Regions from separate parts of the Homo sapiens genome. Here region 2 is linked to region 1. Evidence: read pairs that join two places in POLR2A ChIA-PET (ENCODE). Cell type or tissue: GM12878. All regions are shown on one strand. Links, peaks and the distances in the headings refer to the core of each region. The heading gives the core; the rest is flanking DNA.

The links. Peaks named below come from ENCODE experiments on the same cell type or tissue, not always from the same donor. Only the 100,000 strongest peaks of a DNase experiment are listed, where the experiment ranks them.
Region 2: POLR2A ChIA-PET joins it to region 1 with 5 read pairs; 3 of 35 experiments call an interaction of 5 or more read pairs at or near these places.

What each region holds. Positions count from the first base shown.
Region 1 is chr4:26,052,840-26,064,957 of GRCh38, forward strand. No RefSeq gene overlaps it. Among named protein-coding and RNA genes, the nearest start is that of LINC02357, 12 kb to the right of the region's middle. RefSeq lists a silencer at 8,653-8,702. In GM12878, for the core only: CTCF peaks have their summits at 3,224 and 8,603 (motif pointing right); a DNase peak (open chromatin) is centred at 5,872.
Region 2 is chr4:25,840,475-25,852,592 of GRCh38, forward strand. It overlaps SEL1L3 (SEL1L family member 3), which reads right to left. Exons shown (of 24, transcript NM_015187.5): 2 at 6,820-7,390. Among named protein-coding and RNA genes, the nearest start is that of SEL1L3, 16 kb to the right of the region's middle. RefSeq lists an enhancer at 3,059-3,827 and a silencer at 5,433-5,727. In GM12878, for the core only: no CTCF peak of the experiment used is centred there; no DNase peak of the experiment used is centred there; H3K27ac peaks cover 331 bases.

The DNA.
Region 1 (12,118 bases), core at 2,309-10,308:
AGTGGGATGTCAGGAACAGAGGAGCTTGTATGTACAAAACACATTTTGCATCTTCCAAGGCTCTGGGAAAATGCTACTTGTTGTCTTTGGAAACAAAATCCTATTGGATTTCTCCCTTTTGAGCACAGCCGCCCTGCACATGGCACGTAGTTATAAGCAGAGGGGAAAACAGAAACCCAACCTTCAAAGTTCTTATGTGCTCCAGGGGGAAGATGGGATCAACAAAAATAAAGCGTTCATTAAAAACAAAGTGGCATGTCCACATACACACATGCTTTCAGATAATCACTTACAGCCATGCAGAGACGTGTGCAGGGCCTTGGGGATTTTGCTCGAGTGCCTGGGATGACATCTGCGCGGGTTTGTAGAAGGAGGGGCCATTTGGGGCAGAGGAAGGAAGTTCCCCCCTAGAGAGGGAGCTCCACTTCATTTCCTTCTCATCTTGCCACCAATGCCTCCAGCACACAGTTGGTGCTTAATGTGTGCTTGTGGAATGAGAACAGGAAGTGGAGAGAGCAGGATCCAAGCAGGGGAAGTGGACAGGGTGGCGTGATTCAGAGGTGGGGCAGGCACACCACTAAATGCTGAAGGCATGAGTTTATTCTTCTTGAGTGTTTTCTGCCAGAGGTTGGCCCATGATAGGCCCAGAGGACCTTATTCTCCCCAAAGATATCCTTTGGGGATAAGGAGAGAGAGAGAGGAAGAGAGAGAGAGACTGAGGGAGACAGCGTTCCATTTATGCGTTTTGTTTTATCTCATCTTCGTGTGAACTTTACACACACAAACCCCTCCTAACACTAGATTCCAGTACGAGCAAAAACTGATCCTCTTGGGGCACAGACACTTTGGGTGGCCTCACCCAGATCTATTCTCCCCTTCCTTCTTGTTTACAGCACCCCAGTCTTGTTCAGGAATCACTCCTCAGGGATGGTCACGATGATGGCTTTGTCATGTATTGGTGTGGCTAGGCTGATGGTAGTTTTCTGGAGTCCACTTTCTTGTATGTTTCCAGTTCTGCCACAAGAGATATCTTGCCTGAGATTTGGAGGGCAGAAGTCAAGCTCCAAAGGTCAGGCAGTGTCGCCAGGCTCATTTCATTGTCAGAGTGTGGTGGGCGGGCCTGCAAGTGCTTTGCCTCTGCCTGGATCCTTCTTCAGCATCCTGAAGGCCGTGGCAGAGCTCAGTGACAAAGGACACCCATTTCTCCTGCAGCACATGGAGATCATCCTCATGGGGTCCAGCTTGTCCTTGCTCTTTTCCACTTGACATCCATCTCCTCTTCTCCACTTCCCACCCCATGGACTTCCAGCCACAGCCACAGCACTGTAGAGACAGTTGAACCTGTTCCCACAACTGCAGAGGGTCAAACCTCTGTAACAAATCTCTCATTGCATGTTTATATGTAGAGCCACTTTCTGTCTCTCTATCAAACTCTGACTTATGTAAATACCATATTCCCAGCTTGAGAGTGAATCCTGGTTGGTCTGAGCCAGTTGTGGTTCATTCCCCTTGATGGTGACGGGATCAGGGATGGACATGTGACCTGGGACTCCAATAGTGGAGCCTGGGGGAAAGGCTTCCTAGATCTGAAAAAAAGACACAAAGAAAAGATGGTGCTACTGACGCAGTATCCAGATATCATGCTTGGAATTGAGGCAGCCATTGTAACCAAGCCAGGGGACTACCCAAAGAACCAATCTGAGGACCAAGATAGAAAAGATGGAAACAACCAGTGTTCTCCATGGTATAGTTCAGCTGGGGAGTTAACCTTCCTTGAAACTGCCTACCCCAGCGTTCCAGGTATGGGAGATGTTATGCAGTATCCCCCGTTATGTGTAGGTGATATGTTGCAAGATCCCCCGTGAATGACTGAAACTGCAATAGTACTGAACCTTATATATGCTATGTTTTTTCCTATACATATATACCTATGATAAAGTTCAATTTATAAATTAGGCACAGTAGGTGATATGGTTTGGTTGTGTCCCCACCCAAATCTCATCTTGAATTGTAGCTCCCATAATTCCCATGTGTTGTGGGAGGGAGCAGGTGGGAGATAATTGAATCATGGGGGTGGTTCCCCCATCCCCTTCTCATGGTAGTGAATAAGTCTCACAAAATCTGATGGTTTTATAAGGGGAAACCCCTTTTGCTGGGCTCTCATTCTCTTTCCTGCCTCCATGTAAGATGTGTCTTTTGCCTTTTTGCCATGATTTTGAAACCTCCCCAGCCATGTGGAACTGTGAGTCCATTAAACCTCTTTTTCTTTATAAATTACCCAGTCTTGGGTTTGTCTTTATCATCAGTGTGAGAATGGACTAATATGACAATAATAATAAAATAAAGCGAGTATAAAAATATGTCAGCATCACTGCTCTTGAATTTAGAGCCATTATTAAGTAAAAGAAAAGACACAAGCGCTGTGCTACCTCGAAGGTTGTTCTGATCACCAAGATGGCTACTTGGGGCCATCTGATCACCAAGATGGTGACTAAGGGGCAGGCAGCATCTACAGTGTGTATATGATGAACAAAGGGATGATTTATGTCCCAGGCAGAACACAGCAGGACTATGAGAGATTTCATCAGCTACTTAGAATGGTGCAAAATTTAAAACTTATAAATTATTTCTGGAATTGTTCATTTAATATTTTCAGACCACAGTTGACTGTGGGTAACTGAAACTGCAGAACTTGAAACCGTGGATTGGGGAGACTACTGTATTTTCTCATTGTTTAAGCCAATTGAGGCAGGCTTTCTGTTTCTTGTAACCAGAAAACATCCTCTTCCGATTCCCACCCCAAGAAGGAGCCTCAGGTTTCCTCTTGCAGTGGGTCCTGAAGTCTCCTTGCTCTGGGAGCTTTTCCAGAATGGAAGTGGTCAACTTGGAGTGAAGCTGGTATCTGGCCTCCCTGAGCTTGGTCTTCTCATCCAAGAGGCCGGAAGATGGGCGCCCCAGCTATCCACAGAAGATTTGAAAGTAAATAGAATTTAGGACGATCAAAATGGTTTCCAGATTATGGCCCAAGGAAAAATGGGCTAAGGCTCTAATTGCGGTAATTATGATAATCAAGTGTACCAGCCGGATGCAAGGAATGGAAGCCCAGTGGGAGCTGGTGAGACCCGCCCTTTACCTCTCGGCTGTCATGTCTAAGCTCACCCTACTGCCCTGTGATGCCAGAAGGGTACTCTGCAAGCCACAATTGACAGACTATGCCCACAGGAGGCACTAGAGGGAGACTGGGGCAAGAGAAGAGGAGAAGGACCTCATTGTTGTCCTTCAGCTCCTGGCAGTGTCCCTCTAGCAGGAGCAGACGGTGAGCTCCACTTGCCAGCTCCATTCAGCATTCCCAGGTGCCCCTCACCATGCACCTGCAGAGGTGCTGGAGCCCACCAACAGCCTGGGACCTAGGGGGTGGAGGAGAAGCTTGACAGCTTCCTCACCTACTCACTGTGGGCATCAGAGCAATTCCTGGCCCACCACCCTGGGGGTGCGAGCATCTGTCAAATCATGCCCCCTCCTCTTCAGTGGTCTGAACACAAGCTATGCAGTTTCCCCCCAGGAGCCCGGCACCAGCATCATGAGACCCTCCTCTGGTAATCACCCTCTCCCCTCTTTTCTGCCAGCCCTAGGAGTAACCTACTCCCGAGTTATCGCAGCATCCTCATTTTCATCTGTCACTGTGTAAAATTCTTTTACTAAATCTCCTGTTTTGAAATATCTACTGTGGTTTCTCTTTTCCTGGCTGGGGCTCATCTGAGAGAGTACATTGATTAGGTTATGTAATCCACAAGTCCAAATTGAAGGTAATCTCAGGCACAATTTGTTCCAGAGCGTCTAAATATGATTAGGGCCAACACTGAATTTTTTGTTGTTTTTTTTTTTGAGATAGGGTCTTGCTCTATCGCCCAGCCTAGAGTGCAGTGGCATGATCACGGTTCATTGCAGCCTCGAACTCCTGGGCTCAGGTGATCCTCCAGCCTCAGTCTCCCAAGTAGCTAGGACCACTGGCATATGCCACCATTTCCAGATAATTTTTTCCCACCCTTTTTTTTTTTTTTTTGAGATAGAGTCTCACTCTGTCACTCAGGCTGGCTGGAGTGCAGTGGTTCAATCTTGGCTCGCTACAAGCTCCGCCTCCTGGGTTCAAGTGATCCTCCCACCTCAGCCTCCTGAGTAGCTGGGACTACAGGTGCCCACCACCATAACTGGCTAATTTTTCTATTTTTAGAAGAGATGGGTTTTCACTATTTTGGCCAGGCTGGTCTCGAACTCCTGACCTCAAGTGATCCGCCTGCTTCAGCCTCCTAAACTGCTGGGATTACGGGTGTGAGCCACTGTGCCCAGCCATTTTTTCCCACTTTCATTTAGAGATAGGGGTCTCCCTATGTTGCCCAGGCTGGTCTTGAACTCCTGGCCTCAAACAATCCTCCCTCCTTAGCCTCCTGAGTAGTTGCGATTGCAGGTGTGAGCCACTGCACCCAGTCCACTCTCCTTCCCAACATTTTCTCAGCACCAGTCTCTTCCGTGTGTGAACTGTTTTTAGGGTGGCCTCCTTCTGGGTAGCAAAAATGACTGCAGCAGCTCTAATCCTCACATCCAGAAGCCAGACCTCATCTGAAGAAGACAGAGAATGCCTTTGTCCCACATTTCTAAACACGAGCCCTGAACTTCACTTTGCTTAGATTAGGTCCTGCCATTTTAACCAATTCCTGTGGCCAAGGCAGCAGCCCACTGATTGGCTTGGTGTGGATTGCATGCTCTCTTCCTAAAACTGGGGTGGGGCCAACACCTATGGGGTCACTGGACGCACAGATGGAAATCAGAGCTTCCTGGGAAGCTATAGTCAGATGCTGAGGAGATCAAGATCCCCTACACTTAATCTCAGATTGTCCAGGGAAGTCCAAGCTTCCTATCACTATTGCTGCTGTTTTTAAAATACAATACCTTTAAAAAATATATAACTACATTAGTCCATTTCTATGTTACTAGAAAGGAATACCTGAGACTGGGTAATTCATAAAGAAAAGAGGTTTAATTGGCTCATGGTTCTGCAGGCTGTACAAGCATGGCACCAACATCTGCTCAGCTTCTAGGGGGAGCCTCAGGAAGCTTTTACTCATGGTGGAAGGCAAAGTAGGGGCAGGCGCATCACATGGCAAGAGAGGGAGCAAGAGAGTGACGGGGGCTCACATCAACCGGTTACAACATATGTGCTGAGTGTGTCATAGAACAGTTCCTCCAAACTTTTTTTTTTTTACATTTATTTATTTATTTATTTTTAAAAAAGAGTCTCACTCTGTTTTCCAGGCTGGAGTTCAGTAGCATGATCTCAACTCACTGCAACCTCTGCCTCTCAGGTTCAAGTAATTCTCATGCCTCAGCCTCCCAAGTAGCTGAGATTACAGTTGTGCACCACCACACCCTGCTAATTTTTTGTATTTTTAGATGGAGTTTCACTGTGCTGGCCAGGCTGGTCTCGAACTCCTGGCCTCAAGTGATCTGCTTGCCTCGGCCTCCCAAAGTGCTGGGATTACAGGAATGAGCCACCATGCCCAGCCCAAACTTCTGATCTTGCATCTCTACCATTTAAAATATTTGAGAGCACAAGCCAGTCTATGAGTACCAAAAACACTCCTGATCATCCATCCTGGTCCCTGGAATGGGCCCCTGACCCGGTTAAAGGACTTCCCTCGGACCCCAGCTCAATAGTTAGTATCTTATGGAGGAGATTGGGTCTTTAACAAGGCTTCTACTGTCCCAGAGCTATCGATAGTACTGCTGCAGAACCTTCCCAGATGACTCAAGGGTGTCGCACAAAGCCCTGCTCAGTGCGGGTGCCAGGGCATGCTCGCCCTTAGGGCCCCACTCTTGGTCTAGAGGAAACCAGGTGGTTTCCCCATTCGACATTCATTTTCTCTTTTTTCTTGTTATAGCCTGGGAGGCAGAGTGTGGCGTGCCTGCCTGTTCACTCACACACGTTTCTTCTGCTTGTTCCAGCTGGCTCAGAGCCCAGCTGTCATGGAGCATGTTCTCTGGCATCCATGCACACACACAGGCCAGTCCTGTGCCAGGGAAACACCATCCCAACTTTCTGCCTGCTGGACCAACTACTCACCTGCAGGGTCTCAGCCCAAATATTAGCTCCTTCCAAAGCCTTCCATGGCCCCCTTGCCAATCTTGCCACATAGCTCCCTTCAAGATGATGATCTGATTTTGTAAGAAAATGAAAGAGGACTTTAAGTGACAATGTAATTCTTTGACAGGAAAGCAAGGCATTCAATAAACGAAAGTAGCACATTTGTGAACAAGCCTGGATGAATATTTAGTTATTTTTCAAACGTGAAATGAATGCTTTTTAAAAAATGAACTATTTTAAAGTGTTCTGAAAGACAGGTTTAAATACTTGTGCTGGTGAACTGGCATCATGTTTTCTTTTGCTTTGAATGTGAGGATGCTCAGAGCTCATGGATGTGCTTGATTCGGTGGCTTTCCTCTGCCTGGGCTTTGAAGAGAATGCTGGCCCTCTTGGTTTTGGCTTTTGTCTTCTGTGAGAGCCCATGAGGACAGCAGCTTGATGGGGTGGACAGAGCTTGGGCTTTGCAACCAGCACTGGGTCAGTCCCTGATGGCTCACTCACTAGAGATGTGCCTTTGACTTGGGCTCGGTTCTCCTACAGGCAGGCCTGAGACAAGATGGGAGAGCAAGTAGCTCCTCTGGACAGGATCACGAGAAATGCCAGGAGGGGAGTCAAGAGGAGACATGGGAAAGAGAAGACAGAAAAGCAACCCAGAGAGCTTGACTGAGCAGGTTAGGTCACCACGGAGGGCAACTGGGAACTAATCCCAGTAGGTATCTTTGAGAGACTGTGGAGCACACCTCAGAGCTGTCCCACCCAAGGGGGGAGGAAGCATGGGGATTTAGCTACCAGCTGCCATCAGCCACAGGGCAAGGGCTGCTCCTAGAGGCATTAGCTCCTTGGCACCTCTGGTCTGTCCCTAGCACAGGCTGAGCCAGAGCCTGTGGCTGAAGAAACCTCTTAGGCATGTTATGGGCTGAATGTTTGCATCCTTCCAAAATCCCTGTGTTGAAACACTAGCCCTGCATGTGATTGAATTAGGAGGTGGGCCTTTGGGAGGTGATTAGGTCATGAAGGTGGAGCCCTTGGGGTGGGGTTAGTGCCCTTATAAGAAGAGACGCAAGAGTTTGCCCACTCTTTCTGCTTTTGAGCATGTGAGAATACAATGAGAAGACAGCCATCTGCAAACCAGGAAGCGGGCCCTCATCCAACACCCAATCTGCAGGTGCCTTGGTCTTGGACTTCCCAGCCTCCAGAGCTGTGAGAAATAAAGGCTTGTTGTTTAAGCCACCCAGTCTCTGGTGTTTTTTCTTTTTCTTTTTCTTAAATAGCAGCCAGAACCGACTGAGACAGGAAGGGACCACTGGTGCTTACAGTAAGGAGCCATCAGGGATGGTGAGAACCCAGGGCGTAAGGAGGGGCAATGACAGTGTCTGCTACCGACCATAAAAGTAAGAAGAACAATAAAAACGTGAATGCTAACTTCAGTGTATGGCTGGGAAATCCAATGAGGTGATACATGTGAAATCACTGTGTAAACTAAGTCATCATACCAACATTCCATTTGATACTAGGGATGGTGATGATGCCAATGACAGCAATGAATCACATGCTAGATCACTTGCTCCATCTCCCTCATAGGAATCCCTGACCATAGATTGGGTTCCAGTAGCTTTTTAAATTTCTTTGTAAATTTCTCAGTCTTTGTAAATTTCTCAGGTGGCTAGAAGTGGCATTTCCTCAGTTTGTTGGACCTGTCCTAAGAGTCAAAAACGAAACCCTGCACAGAAGTCCCTCTCCTTCCAGCCCCGGACCCTACAACTTTCAGCAAATAAATAGAAATGCCTTTTGTTTTATTTCTAGCATTTTGAAATTCAACTTTTTGAATATATTTGCATGGGGCAAAATTCTGGGAAACATTAAATATATTAAGAGGCATACAGTGAAACCATCTCTGGTTTTCACTCATTCAGTTCCCTTTCTCCCAAAAGTCAACATGACTACTATTTTCTCATGCAAATTTACAAAGTGTGCATATTGTGTATTCAGATTTATTTATATTTATGTAAACCAAATTTGCATTTTCCTCTTTTCTTTTAAACAAAAGATTTGAAATAGCACAAATTGTTCTTTGCCTTCCTTTTGTCACTGGGCACTATATCCCAAGTTGTACATGAAGAGTTTTCTCTTTTTTTGTTATTATTATTATTTTACCACCCCCAGAAATGCTACGTGGGTGTTTTCTCTTTTTTAACAGCTCTGTAATATTCCATTCAGCTTTTGATTCTAGAAAATGTGAATCATCAGCAATGGGTGAGCCTGCTATGGGGTTTAAACACACGATCTTATTAACCCTTACACAGTCCCAGGAGGTAACTAGGGCCTGTAGTTATCACCGCCATTTTGCTATAAGGAATTGAGGCCCATTGAGAGATTAAGTCCTGGCCCAAGGTCATAGAGTAGGGAAGCGGCAGACCAGTCTTGGGCCTGTTGCACTACAAGTGCATCCCTTAACCACTAGATGGCCTCCCTCTCACGGACAGACTTTGGACTATCACTAAGACAGTGAACTGAGCGGTATCCTAAGGTGCTTGGCAAAGGTCTTGGATGCCAACTTGGGTATTTCTTTGGCAATAATGCCATATTGCCTTGTGCATGCTGTGTTTTATTTCAATGCATATTAATATGATTTCCTGCATTTTTGCCTCTCAAGAATCCCATTTGAGGCATGAATTATTGGAGGAAGTTGGCGGGGGGCATTCTTAAGGACAGGCCCAAGAATTTGCAGCAGTGCTGGCAGAGTGCAGTGGAGCACTGTCCTCAGTGAGCTGAGCCCTGGGGAGCCACTGTCAACAGTAGGGGTCAGGGGCACACACTGCAGGGCCTGGAGCTGGGCCTGGGCTGGAGCCCTGCTGAGGCCAGGGAGGAGTCCAGGGCTCTGGGCCAGGAGGTAGATTTAAGGGAGGAAATTGGGAGGGGAGCTGGGAACTAAGAACAATGGGGGAGCTGGGAAGGGTGTCTGGAATCATTTGGTACAAGGCCACATTTTTCGGGTGAAAAAAACTGAAACCCAGAGCAAGGTGGTGGCAGCCCCAAGTTCACAGAGACTGGAGCTGAACAAGAAGCCAGGCCTCATGACCCCTAATCCATTGCCCCTTCTACCAACGCTCTGAAGACACATGCACATACAGTGTGTGTGTGTGTGTGTCTGTGTGTATCTATGTTTGTGTGTCTCTGTGTATGTGTGTTTGTAGTCTGGGGAAAATAAGTGTGCATGTGAACCTCTGTGTATGTGAGTCTGCAGCACAAGCTGAGGAAGGGAGAGTAAGAGGAACTCAGGGACAGGAGGAAGAACAAGGATAAAACGAAATAAAATCCAGGAATCCTTCCAGTATGCATGCAAGTCCCAGGACTTCCAATTTGGAATTTTGCCATCTTTAATTCCATGACAATGTGTGACCATATAACTGGTATTCATCTGAGGGGTTGTTGTTTATTTTTATGACTCTAGCAACTGCAGATGTGAGAGTTCTCATGCCCTTTGGCAGATTCTCAGAAGCTCTCAGTTATTAATGGTCTTGATCACACACATATGCAGGAGACGGTTGCTGTCCTTGGCTCAGCCTTCACTGCACTTCTTCAGGTGAAGCCCCACAAAATGATGGGGATTGACAGTGGAAGAAAGATGGTTCCCTAAAGACTTTTTGCCAGAATTTGGCCGGGCGTGGTGGCTCACACCTGTAATCCCAGCACTTTGGGAAGCCACAGCAGTTACATCACTTGAGGTCAGGAGTTCGAGACCAGCCTGGCCAATGCGTGAAACCCCATCTCTACTAAAAATACAAAAATTAGCTAGGCATGGTGGCGGGCACCTGTAATCCCAGCTACTTGGGAGACTGAAGCAGGAGAATCGCTTGAATCTGGGAGGCAGAGGTTGCATCGAGCCGAGATTGTACCACTGCACTCCAGCCTGGGTGACAGAGCGAGACTCCGCCTCAAATCAAAAGAAAGACTTTTTGCCAGAATTATTGGGGAAGAAAATTTATCCCCCCTGTAGTTGCTACTGGAAGCAAGCCTGGAGAGGTGGAGGCCTCTTCATTGGAAAAGCATGTGAGGATGAAGGCAACACAGAGAAAAAAGCAGAACATAGAGAGTGATTCCAATTGATACCTTTTTGAGCACCTGGATCCAGCGTGTCCAGAATTGGTGGGTTCTTGGTCTCACTGACTTCAAGAATGAAACCGCGGACCCTCCGGGTGAGTGTTACAGCTCTTAAGGTGGCGCGTCTGGAGTTCGTTCCTTCTGACGTTCGGATGTGTTTGGAGTTTATTCCTCCTGGTGGGTTCGTGGTCTCGCTGGCTCAGGAGTGAAGCTGCAGACCTTTGCGGTGAGTGTTACAGCTCTTAAGGCAGCCTGTCTGGAGTTGTTGGTTCCTCCCGGTGGGCTCGTGGTCTCGCTGGCTTCAGGAGTGAAGCTGCAGACCTCCGCGATGAGTGTTACAGCTCAAAAAAGCAATGTGGACCCAAAGAGCGAGCAGCGGCAAGATTTATTGCAGAGAACAAAGTTTCCACAGACTGGAAGGGGACCCCAACGGGTTGCCACTGCTAGCTCGGGCAGCCTGCTTTTTTATTCGCTTATCTGGCCCCACCCACGTCCTGCTGATTGGTAGAGCCCAGTGGTCTGTTTTGACAGGGTGCTGATTGGTGCGTTTACAATCCCTGAGCTAGATACAAAGGTTCTCCACGTCCCCATCAGATTAGTTAGATACAGAGTATGGACACAGAGGTTCTCCAAGGCCCCACCAGAGCAACTAGACACAGAGTGTGGATTGATGCACTCACAAACCCTGAGCTAGACACAGGGTGCTGATTGGTGTGTTTACAAACCTTGAGCTAGATACAGAGTGCCGATTGGTGTATTTACAATCCCTGAGCTAGACATAAAGGTTCTCCAAGGCCCCACCAGACTCAGGAGCCCAACTGGCTTCACCCAGTGGATCCCGCACTGGGGCTGCAGGTGGAGCTGCCTGCCAGTCCTGCGCCATGTGCTCCCACTCCTCAGCCCTTGGGTGATTGATGGGACTGGGCGCCGTGCAGCAGGGGGCGGCGCTCGCGGGGAGGCTTGGGCTGCACCGGAGCCCACGGAGGCGGGGGAAGGCTCAGGCATGGCCGGCTGCAGTCCCGAGCCCTGCCCCGCAGGAAGGCAACTAAGGCCGGGCGAGAAGGCAGCTAAGGCCGGGCGAGAAGCGCCGGTGGGCTGCACTGCTGGGGGACCCAGTACACCCTCCGCAGCCGCTGGCCCAGGTACTAAGCCCCTCATTGCCCGGGGCCGGCAGGGCCGGCCGGCTGCTCCGAGTGCCGGGCCCGCCAAGCCCACGCCCACCCGGAACTCCAGCTGGCCGGCAGGCGCAGTGCGCAGCCCCGGTTCCCGCTGGCGCCTCTCCCTCCACACCTCCCTGCAAGCTGAGGGAGTGGGCTCGGGCCTTGGCCAGCCCACAAAGGGGCTCCCACAGTGCAGCAGTGGGCTGAGGGGGCTCCTCAAGTGCCGCCAAAGTGGGAGCCCAGGCAGAGGAGGCGCCGAGAGCGAGCGAGGGTTATGAGGACTGCCAGCACGCTGTCACCTCTCACCAGCTGTGCCTGAAGCAGGTAATACCTGGACTTTTAAATTACAGGAGTCTTTACATGATCTTTTCTGTGATATACATGATGAATGAAAACTAGGCTGCCTGGGTTTGAATTTTGGAGCTGCCACTTCCTAGTTGTATAACCTTGGACAAGACACTTAACCTGTTTGCCCCTCCACCATATTATCATCTATAAAATGGGATAATACTAGTATCTGCCTCATAGGTTGATATGAGAATTAAATGAGTTAACAAATGGAAAGCATTTAGAACAGTGCCTGGCATAGAGTCAGCATATTGTCATTTTAAAAAATTATATGTATCAGACCGTATACTGCAATAACAGCCCCAAAGTCTTTGTGGCTTAAAATAATACAGTTTTTATTTTTGCTCATATTACATATTCAGAAATTCAG
Region 2 (12,118 bases), core at 2,049-10,048, 210 kb before region 1:
TAAAAAATCATACTTCCAGTCCATTGGATCTGAAGATGAGAATGCATTTTTGAAACGAAAAGAGTGGAGAAGAAGAAAACTGCCATGTTGCCCCAGAGTTTCTTATTTAAGAGGGAAGATCAGAGAAGTGTTCATAAAGCTAAACATTAGGGCATTTAAGAACCTTCCAAGAGTGTTCCTAAACTGCTTATCCAGTCTTACTTCTTGAATTGCCCATGTCACACCTGAGATTATACCTTGGAAAATAAACCACAGCAAGTGTGCTGCTAGTCCACATTTCCACTCCATGGCAGACAGTAACTGATGGACATGGCACTCTTTCTCAGTAAGTGCAGACTCATCCTCAGAATCCTACTCAACACCATGCTCTAGGCAGCCACCCCCAAGCAACACAAGCTAGCCTGTGAGATGAAGCCCTTGTTGCCATCTTTCCCGTCAAGGAACAAAGGCTTATCACCATTTCCCAATCCGGAATTTTCTCCTTTGTGTGCCACAGCTTATGCCTTCCCCTCTGCCTGAAAGCTCAATGTCCTTCTTTCATTCCTTTTTTTTTTTTCCTTCTTCTTCTCTTTTTTTGAGACAGAGTCTTGCTCTGTCACCCAGGCTGGAGTGCAGTGGCACCATTTTGGCTCACTGCAGCCTCCATCTCCTGAATTCAAGCAATTCTCCCACCTCAGCCCCCCAAGTAGCTGGGACCACAGATGCATGCCACCATGCCTGGCTAATTTTCTGTATTTTTAGTAGAGATGGGCTTTCACCATGTTGGCTAGGCTGGTCTCTAACTCCTGGCCTCAAGTGATCTGCCTGCCTCAGCCTCCCAAAGTGCTGGGATCACAGGCGTGAGCCACTGCACCCAGCCCCTCCTTTTTGATCCATGAAAACTCTACACATCCTTCAAGTCTCTGTCAAAATGTCACCTCCTCTGAAGAAGCCACACAAAGTGCTTAACACACACAGATTGCTCAGGAACTTTTTTTCAGTGAATGAATGACTTAAAATAAATAAATAGCTTCATGACATCACCTGGTAGTTTAGCCTAATGAATAAGTGTGGGGTTTGGGAACCAAACTATCCAGGTTCAAACTCCAGCATCTTCATTAATAGCTGTGCAAACTTAGACAAACTACTCTATCTCTCTGAGTCAGTTTTCTGTTTTCTCCTTGGTGGAATATTGGGCATATTAAATTAAATAACAGCGGGCCAGGCGCTGTAGTTCACCCAGCACTTTGTAATCCCTGCACTTTGGGGGCCGATGCAGGCAGATCACTTGAGGACAGGAGTTTGAGACCAGCCTGGCCAACATAGCGAAACACCATCTCTACTGAAAATACAAAAATTAGCTGGGTGTGGTGGCACGTGTCTGTAACACCAGCTACTCGGGAGGCTGAGGCAGGAGAATCGCATGAACCTGGGAGGCGGAGGGTGCAGTGAGCTGAGATCGCGCCACTGCACTCCAGCCTGGGTGACAGAGCAAGACCCTGTCTCAAAAAAATTAGATAACCACGTAAACCACATAAAGCACTTTGACAGTGCCTGGCACATAGCAAATGTTCAGTAGCAGTAAGTGACTGTAACTATTGGTAGCCATGTTAAAGAGGGTGGCTTTGTCCTCATCTTTAAGCCTCCACACTCAGTAAAGAAATTGATACATAGTAGGTGCTCAGTCAATCTTTGTTTAATTGAATGAATCATGATACGTGTCATAGGAGCAGTACCAACACAGCATTCTGATGGCCAGCATTTATGAAGTTAATTTCTGGTTGTGGAAATTAAAAAAAAAAAAACTCAACAAAACTTCAGGGTGGGGGCTAGAAAAGTGTTAGAAATTTGAGCAGGCTGTTGAAATAGGGGCATGATTTTGCCAAGCAGACATGGAAAGTGGCAGTGGGGGGCGGTGTTGCTTCGTGGGCAGGGGGAGTCGGGGCGGAACAGGAGCTATTCTAAGGAAAAGAAACTGCTTTAGCAAAGACATAGGGGTGGGGAATCAAAGACTTAAACCACAAAGGGGAAGCTGAGCTTACCTGTGGCTGCAAAGGAGAATCCCTGAACAGGAGGAGCCTGCAGCCTTAACTAGCGCAGCCCTGGTGGGTTTGTCTGGGAAGCTGTGGAGTGTGTGCAGTGGCCCTAGGGAAGGAGCACTGCCACCTCCACCCCCACACCCTCCCTCATGTGGCAACACAGCCCTGCAAGGGTATCAGTGTGTGATGTTCACAAACTGTCCTTCCCTCTTGGTTAAGAGCATTCATTCAATCAACAAGTAGTCATGAGTGCAGGGGCCTATGATCAGCATCAGAACAAAGCAAACAAGTCCCCTGGCCTCATGGAGCTTGTGCTCCAGTGTGGGCCAGGAAATAGGCACATAGGCAACTAAAGATATTTACTGAAACTGTCCAGTGGTGATCAGGCCAGGAAGGAAAATGAAGGTGGACAATGACAGGCAGGGCGGTGGGGGTGGGCCTGCTGTCTTAGATAAGGAGATGGCATTGGAGCAGAGGGGTAGGTGAGGTAAGGAAGTGGCCATGTGGTGATCTGGGAGAAGAGCATCTTAGGTGGAGGGAGCAGTCACACAGATGTCCCAAAGTGAGAATGAACTTGGTATGCTCCAGGAGAAGCAAGCGGGCCCCTGTGGCTGGAAGCAGTGGGGAAGGGTGTGCGTGGTGGGACACAAGGCTGCAAGGGGACAGGGACAGATTCCCACAGAGTAAGGGGCATGGGTTGATCTTAACTGGGATCAGTGGATTATGGGAGGAACTGGGGGGCTTAATCAGGCAGTGATGCAATCACCTTGCACTGGCTGCTGGTGGGGGGTGAGGAGGGTACGACGGGCAAAACTGGGTGGCCACTTGCAGGCAGTGCCAGGAGTCCAGACAGGAGGATGACGGCTTAGACCAGGATGACGGCACTCCACGTGGTGAGAAATGCAAGAAGGGACTGAATATGTGACACATACAGCCAGCACTAGGTGACTCTCAAAATAGAGTATGACAGGAAGAGAAGTCCAGGTGGGTCCCCAGGTCTGGGGCCCAAGTCACTGGCCTGCATGGCTGATTCCTTTCTTTCTGTGACTCCAGCGTGAGTCAGGCACACATGTGATTTGGGAGGGACAACAGAAACGCCCAGTCCCCTCCCTCAAGGAAATAAGCCACATTAGGTAGATCCACAGTCTGCCTATGGCTACATATGCCCCCCACACCCAGAATGCAGCAGTAACACGTGCACCGGGGGCATGTGGCCGAGTCGTGGCACACACGTGTTCCCAATGGCTACCGACTTCTCATCTGGGTTAGGTTTTCCCTGCAGGGCTGGGTAAACGTCTGCTGCGTCTCCACCAAAAATCAGCCTCATGGCCTGGCCGGGTCTGGCCTGGCAAAGGAGATAAGCTGCTGAGAGCCGTGTCTGGACACACGTGGCCCTCGCCTCGGGAGCCTTGGCAAAGCCAGCGATGGAGGCCCTCCAAGCACACTTCCAGAACGCCCGGGCACAGGGACTTTGACTCTTTTTATACATGAAAAGGAAAATGAAAGCAAGTCAGGGAGTACTTCAGTTCAGAGGCAGGGCCATCGTAGGACACCAGGCACTTGACACAGAAAACCTTCCCTGAAACCCCACATCAGTGCTGGCTGAGACAGGGACCATACATGACAGGCCCCCTGTGGCTCAGCTCGGAGCCTCACTAATGCCATCTTGTTCTGACTTGATTCTTGTTCATCAAGAAGCCCCTGCTAAGAACAAACCAGAGGCTTGGCCCCCTTCTATCCCCACAGCCCAGATCCAGAACAAAGGTCATGGATGTTTTCCATGGGACTGCTGCAGACCCTCTTGTGATCTGTCTTTTGGAGAAGGAAGAATGTGTGCCCCTTTTTCGGTAAACAAATCACAGCCTTGTAATCAGAGCTTATTTTGAGGGTGCATGGAGCTCCCCACCATTTTCAGTGACTTTAACTCTTGGGAAAGGGTTTTCTCTGCGTTATGGTTTAATTCTCACTCCTAAGGTAATGCTCTGAAGCAGGTGAGGAGAAAAATCCCACTGTGCTGTTCCTAAGCCTTGTGAATATGAGAAGAAACAACAAAAGAAGGAAAAGACGTTTCACATTTTAAGGGCATATTCAGGTGCCCTAAGAACTGAGCCAGTTCGTTAAATGATTTCATTTGGAAACTTCCAGCTTGCAATTCAGTCATTCTTCAATCAGAAATACATGATTTGTCAAATATGAAATGGAATCATTAATCCCTGACAAAGTCGGAGGTACAGCAAATTGTGGCTGTGTGTGCCCCACGCTATCTTCCCCTTAACAAATTAGGTGGCCCTGTGGAAGGTATTCCAGACAGATGCCTGCATGGGGCTCTGCCTGGAAGAGGGAGGCACACTGATCATCAAAATGATTGACTTGACTGCTTTCAGACATTTAACTACCCATCCCACCCTCCCCACTATGTGCACACACACAGAAAGGGAATTTACTTTCATCTTCTAGACATCTTTTCATTTAAAGCACTGCACAAATGCAGAATAAACCAGACAGACAGGGTTATTAAAATGTAGGTTAAAATTGTATAGATCTACACAAACACAGGACCCCCTGTAAAAAGTGGTAAAATCTGAGTAAGGTCTGGAGTCCAGTTAACAGTATTAGATCAGCATTACTTCCCCAATTTTGATTTTGCACTGTAGTTATGGAAAATGAGGAAGCGGGGGTGAGGATACACAGGGACCCTGTACCCTTTGCAACTTTCTGTGAATCTATACTTATTTCAAAATAGTTTTAATTCAGCACTTTGGAAGGCCAAGGTGGGAGGACTGCTTGAGCCTAGGAGTTCAAGACCAGCCTGGGCAACATAGGAAGACCCCATCTCTACAAAAAAATAAAAAAATAAACTGGGTGTGGTGGTACATGCCCATGGTCCCCGCTACTCAGGAGGCTGAGGTGGGAGGATTGTTTGAGCCCAGGATGTTGAGGCTATAGTGAGTTATGATCGTGCCACTGCACTCCAGCTTGGGTAACAGAGTGAAACCCTGTCTCAAAACAAGAAAAAGTTTTGAAAAATATCAAATGTGCCAGTTCTAGGGTAAGTGGCTTCTGACCAACTATCATGTATGGTGACACAGGTCCTTTCAGTTTTCATTATATGCAGAGCTGTTTTGGGACAGTACCAAGAAATCGCCACAGTCATTATTTCCCCCAAAGATAGCCCAACAGAAATCACATCCCAGAGATGACAAGAAATTGATCACTAAAGGAAAAACTTAGAGTGCATGTCCTTAAGTCACCTTGTCCCAAACCCATCCTGTTGATGAAATGTCAGGCACTTCCTGTGGAAGGGTCTGTTGCCACAAATCCATGGATGTCCTCTGCCTGCCAAGCCTGGCTGGGGGTCGGGACACGGGAACCATAGCAATCCTAAGTCCAACCAGCTCTGTCCCTGGCCCACAGGTTCTCAAGTTTTAGGGTGCATTAGAGTCGTGAGGAAGGTGTTTAAAATGCCGATTCCAAGCCTTCCCCCACCCCCGCAGATCCTGACTAAGTAGATGAAGGACTGGGCCTAGGAATTTGCATTTGCAACAAGCATTTGTGATTCTGTCACAGGTGGTCCTAGGGCCACAGTTGAGGAAACAACTGGGCGCATGTGTGGGGAGGGCTCCCCACTGAGGGGGCAGAAGAAGAGCTGGCAGGCACTCGGCATCCACAGAGCAAGGCGCTCCTTGCACCAATGGAGAGAACTTCAGAGTGCCGCCTCTCAGCACATGCCTGAGATCTCCAGCCCCACGGCTTAAGGGAGGCTGCAGAAGGGCCTTGGAGCCTCCGGGATTGGTCCTGCTGAGGCTGTGACCATGTGGCATTTAGGATAAAATGCAGAGTGTGGACTCTATCATCATCACAGCTTCTCACTGAGTGCTGATGATGTGCTGAGCAATCACATCTCATTTAGTCCTCACAGCACTGCTCTGAAGGAACTGCTTGTTATCCCCATTTTACAGATAGGAAAACTGAGGCTCAGAGACTTCCAAGGTTACAGAGATAGAAAGTGGCAGGACAGGAATCAGGCCCAGCCAGAGGTTACCATTCTGTGGTACAACCTCCCTTTCTGTTGGAAGGGTTCCTTTAGGTTCTCATCTCCTCCAGGATAAAACACTCTGCTTAAAAATAATAGAGGCCCCGGCATGGTGGCTCACACCTGTAATCCCAGCATTTTGGGAGGCTAAGGCAGGCAGATCGCCTGAGGTCAGGAGTTTGAGACCAGCCTGGCCAACATGGTGAAACCCCATCTCTACTAAAAATACAAAAATTAGCCTGGCATGGTGGTGGGTGCCTGTAATCCCAGCTACTCGGGAGGCTGAGGCAGGAGAATTGCTTGAACCTGGGAGGCGGAGGTTGCAGTGAGCCGAGTGAGATCTCGCCACTGCACTCCAGCCTGGGCAACAGAACAAGACTCCATCTCAAAAAAAAAAAAAAAAAAAAAAGAGGAAACTTTAGCAGGCTTGTTGGAAGGTGAGTGGGAAGATTTTCCCAATCCTTGTTTCGGTGGCATGAATACTCCTTTCCAGCTTAAAGCAGATCTAACCCTCTCAAAGTCCACCTTCCTCAGCTCCTCTGTTCTGTTCTTTCATCTTTGGTCCTGCTCTCTCCTAATCTTTCTCCTCTCTTCCCCTTTTAATTTTTCTCCTTTTGTCTTCAAACTCCAAAGTTACAGACTCATTGTGTCCCTCCATCTTCCCTGTATCCCCCTTCGCTAATAGAAGAATTTTCTCTTGCCATTCGATCATGATACAGGCTATCTGAAAAAATGAGAATTAGGTTCCTAGCAAGATAGATGACCTACCATTTTCCAGAGGACACTGTGGAATCCTGTTTGCCCGAAGGTTCCAAATATAACCCATGTTCCACTCAAGGCACACTTGATGATCTTTGAAAGGGCGTTCAAAAGGCGGGATGGTCTGCAGGAGGGTATAATTCTTTGCTACAGCATGGAGCAAGTTTTCCTCCCATTTAACATTCCAGTCTCTGCCACTGTATTTGTGAGTAATCCAGGCGCGTACTATCACTGCAGATACAGAGATGGAATGTCTGATGAAATAATCATCTCTGTAAACCATAATGCTTGGAAATTTCACATGTACTATTTGTGTCCTGCTGGTGTGAAGATGTTTCTCATTCTTCCACCTTTTTTTGTACACGGGAATGCTACTTCTGAACTCAGATGAAACAACTGCTTCCAAATTGACAACACAAGGCTGAGAGCATAAATACTCAACCGAGACTTCAGAAACGTTGCGAACGTTTCCTTCAAAGACAGTAAAATAAATAAAGTCTTTGTAAGCCACGCTCTGCTCAGCTTTGGGTATCACTGATGTCGTCAGGGAAGTCTGCCTACCCAAAGATGGTACAACATTCTGAAAAAAAGAAAAAGAAAGTAAGAAATACAGAAAGTTTAAAAATCCTCATCATAACAGATACTTGAATCATTATTTTCCTGGGATAAAAAAATATCAATCTACATAAAGCAATGAATGAATGCGGGAGATAAAAGATGTCAAAACCACTACTGAAGAATTGGGGAAAAACCAACACACAAATACAAAGGAAGATGAGGCCACATTAAACTCTCTCCCCAGACACAGTAACATCTGCTGATCAGAATGTGACTGTCACATCTACATGGCAATAATTCCAGAGTTGGTTTTCAAAGGCAGAAGTTGGTTCACAACAAATCCAGTAGCAAGGGAACCTGCCTTAGAATAAAACAGAGACAATGCAGCTTCAGACATTTTCAAACCATTGTCCTGACTTTAAATGGTGGGTCAGACACTACCAAATCAAAGGGTGGCAGAAAAGTGAAAAGTGCACCCTCGAGGGAACATAACAGGGATGCCAACCTGGCCCCTTTTTCTCCCATAAGTTTGAAGCCAGGGCAAGCCTGCATGATATATGGACAGGCAAGAGGCTTCTATTGCTCCTGGTCACACACAAGTAAGCTCAGACGATGGGCTGTGTTGTCTGATTCTTTCACCACAGACAATGCTACATGCACCAAGAAGGATTTTAGCTGAATGTTTATTTATCTGGTCATGAAATCAATGCAAGGTTTTGAGCATGAGGTGCTGATATGTGAGTGCTAAGAGCTCTCCTAAATATGACTTTGTGATTCAAGTATCCAAAACACAATAGAAAAAGGTCACTTTGGACCACTGCATATCCATTAGGGTGGCTATTATTAAACACACACAACGCATACACACAGAGAGAAAATAACAAGTGTTGGTGAAGATGTGGAGAAACTGGAACCCTTATGCACTCTTAATGAGAATGTAAAATGGTGTGGCTACTATGGAAAATAGTATAGCAGTTCCTCAAATAAATTAGACACAGAATTATCATATGATCAGACTGGGCGTGGTGGCTCATGCCTTCAATCCCATAACTTTGGGAGGCCCAGGTGGGTGGATCACTTGAGGTCAGGAGTTCAAGACCAGCCTGGTCAACATGGTGAAACCCTGTCTTTACTAATAATACAAAAATCAGTTGGGCAAGGTGGTGCACACCTGTAATTCCAGCTCCTTGGGAGGCTGAGGCAGGAGAATCACTTGAACCCGGGAGGTGGAGGTTGCAGTGAGCCAAGATCACACCACTGCACTCCACCCTGGGCAACAGAGTGAGACTCCATCTCAAAAAAGAATTATGGTATGATCAGACCCAGCAATTCCACTTCTGGATATACACCCCAAAAATTTAAAGCAAGGACTTGAAGAGATGTTTGTACACCCGTGTTCATAACAGCATTACTCACGCTAGCCAAAAGCAACCCCAAGGGTCCATCCATGGATGAATGGGTAGAAAAAATGTGGTATATACATGGGATGGAATATTATTCAGCCCATAAAAGGGAATGAAATTCTGATGTATGCTGTAAAATGGATGAACTTTGAGGAGATGAGGCTAAGGAAAACAAGCTAGACACAAGAGAACAGACATTATATCATCCGCCTACATGAAGCACCTAGAGTAGTCAAACTCACAGAGACAGAAGGGAGAAAAGAGGTTACCAGGGCCTAAGGGAAGAGGGGATTGAGGAGTTAGGATTTAATGGGTCCAGAGTTTCAGTTTGGGACGATGAAATAGTGAGACAGAAAGTGGTGCTGGTTGCAAAACAGTGGGAATGTCCTTAACACCACTGAACTGTACACTTAGAAATGATTAAAAAGGTACATTTTAATGCTTGCATATTTTTACCACAATTTAAAAGAAAAAAGTCACTTTGGTCTCCTCTGAGGAAAAAAATAAGGACTCCTTTTTTCAATTCTGACTTAGAGCTGCGGGAGAGGCAAAGATGGACAAGACATGAAATTTGGTATCAAGGAATCGTGTCTATAAATAATGGCAATACAGGCGAAACGTGGTCAGTGTTCCCATCAAACTGTAAACAAGCCCAAGGGTGCATAGCACTGAGAGAGAATAATTCTAACTGGAAGGTCTGGGATAGGCTTTATGGAAGAAACGGTATCTCAGTTGGGCTTTGAGGGACGAAAAGAAGTTCTTCACGTAGAGACACAAGGGAAAGGCACTGCAAGGGGTGTGAACAGCATAAGCCGGGCAAGAGGCAGGGGAATGCAGGTGTACTTGGGGAATAGCAAGCAGCTATGTGGACACGCAGGTATGAGGTTAAAAAGAAAAGTAGAGTTTGGCCCTGGAGAACATTGAGTCCCAGCCCAACGAATGTGAACTTTTATTCTACCGACAGCAAAGAATCAACAAAGGTTTCTGTACAAGGGGGTGGTGTCTCCCTTTTAAAGCAACTGATAGTCAATGTCAATTAGAAACAAGGCTAACAATTCATACAAAAATGAGCAAATGACATAGCTAATCAACAAGTAAATGCTCATTCATAGTAAGATAAATGCAAACTGAAACTGCACTGAGATACCATTTTTTCCCTACTAGATTTGCAAAGATCAAAAAGTCAGATAACACATCGTACTGACCAGAGTGTAGGAAGCATGCCCTCTTATGTATTGTTGGTGGCAGTAATCTCTAATCTTTATGAGGCCAATCAAGTAATATCTACTAAAATTATAAATGCACTCACCCTCTGGACCAATAATTTCACTACTAGGAGTTTAACCTACTAATACACTGAAAGTTGTGCAAAATGATGTTTGTGTAGATTTTCACACCAGTACAGTTTGCAATTGCAGGAGATAGGGAAGCCTAAACTCATCAAGAGGGAGCTGGTTAAATAAAAATAGTACATCCACTCATGGAGTACCATACAGCTATTAAAAGGAGGAAGCTCTTCACGTACAGAAAATGGAATGATCGCAAAGGGTTTTCTGTCTGGTTTTTTTGTTTGTTTTTGAATTTTCAGGGTTTTCTTTTTTTTGTTTGTTTGTTTTTTTTTTTGAGTTGGAGTCTCACTCTGTCATCCAGGCTGGAGTGCAGTGACGCAATCTCGGCTCACTGCAACCTCTGCCGCCCAGGTTCAAGTGATTCTCCTGCCTCAGCCTCCCGAGTAGCTGGGATTACAGGCACCTGCCACCACACCCGGCTGATTTTTGTATTTTTAGTAGAGATGGGGTTTCACGATGTTGGCCAGGCTGGTCTCGAACTCCTGACCTCAAGTAATCCACCCACTTCAGCCTCCCAAAGTGCTGGGATTACAGGCGTGAGCCACTGTGCCCAGCCCAGGTTTTGAAATTTCAGGTTTGTTGGAATATAATTCACACCACACAATTCACACACTGAAAGTGTAAATTGCAACGTTTTCTAGTAGATTTACAGAGTTAGTCAACAATCAATCATTACAACAATCAATTTTCAAACATTTCATTGCCCCAAAATGAAACCCAGTACCCACTGGCAGTCACTTCCCATTTTTTTGCTTGCTTTTAAAAAACAGACTCAGAAATACCATTTGGATTAAATACACACTCACACCACACACACACATATATATGTACATGTGTATAGTCACTTGAATACACATATCACTGGTTGCTTACACGGATAAGAATGAGGTGACCAGGAGACAGAATAAGAGAGAAAGATGCACTGTATATCCTTCCCTAACTTTTGAATTGTGTACTACACAATTTTTTTTTAAGTAGGTGAGGAGAAAGCAACTGTCCTAAAAGGTCAAAGTGGGCCGGGCATGGTGGATCACGCCTGTAATCCCAGCACTTTGGGAGGCTGAGGTGGGCGGTTCACGAAGTCAAGAGATCGAGACCATCCTGGCCAGCATGGTGAAACCCCGTCTCTTCTAAAAATACAAATATTAACCGGGCGTGGTGGCACATGTCTGTAGTCCCAGCTACTGGGGAGACTGAGGCAGGAGAATTGCTTGAACCCGGGAGGCAGAGGTTGCAGTGAGCCGATATCGTGCCACTGCATTCCAGCCTGGCGACAGAGTGAGACTCTGTCTCAAAAAAAAAAAAAAAAAAAAGGTCACAGTGGAAACTATGTCTTCTGCAAATGGCAGAGGGAATAGGAGAAGAGCTGGTGATTCCTTTTGACCAGTCATGGGCAACCTGTGGGAAGAGATATATAAAGAAGGGGGTACAATGCAAACTGTCCATGCCACCCCCCCCAGGAGAGGTTTAATTGTTTTATGTTCTCGTTTATGCTGCCAGATTACAGGGAGGAAACACATATAAAAATCATCTCATAATTAGAAGCAGAGAATGTTACAGTGGATGAGTCTGGTGACAAGCCAGTCTACTCTCTTATTCTGCAGACGAGGAAATGACAATCAAGAGGTGACATTCTCCAACACCACCCAGCTGGTGGGTGAGCAAAGGCAAGCCCAGAAACCTGGCTCCTTTTCTAGCCACCCACCCACTCCCACCTTCCCCACGCCATAGCAAATGATATCAATGGTGACTAATGGTCACCATTCCATGGCCTCCTGGAAACTCTAGACTAAATTCTGCTTCCACATGAATAGGGATATACCCAGCATTTGTCCATAAGTGCTGGTTTATTAATTCAGCCAGATATGCCAAGATGTCGCCCCCATTCTCAAGATGCAAATCACAGTGTTAAGTCCACAACAGAGTTTCACCCAAGGCCAGGGATCGCTGGTGCTGGCGGAAGCCGAACCAGCCAATGGGTGGCCAACACGCCTTATT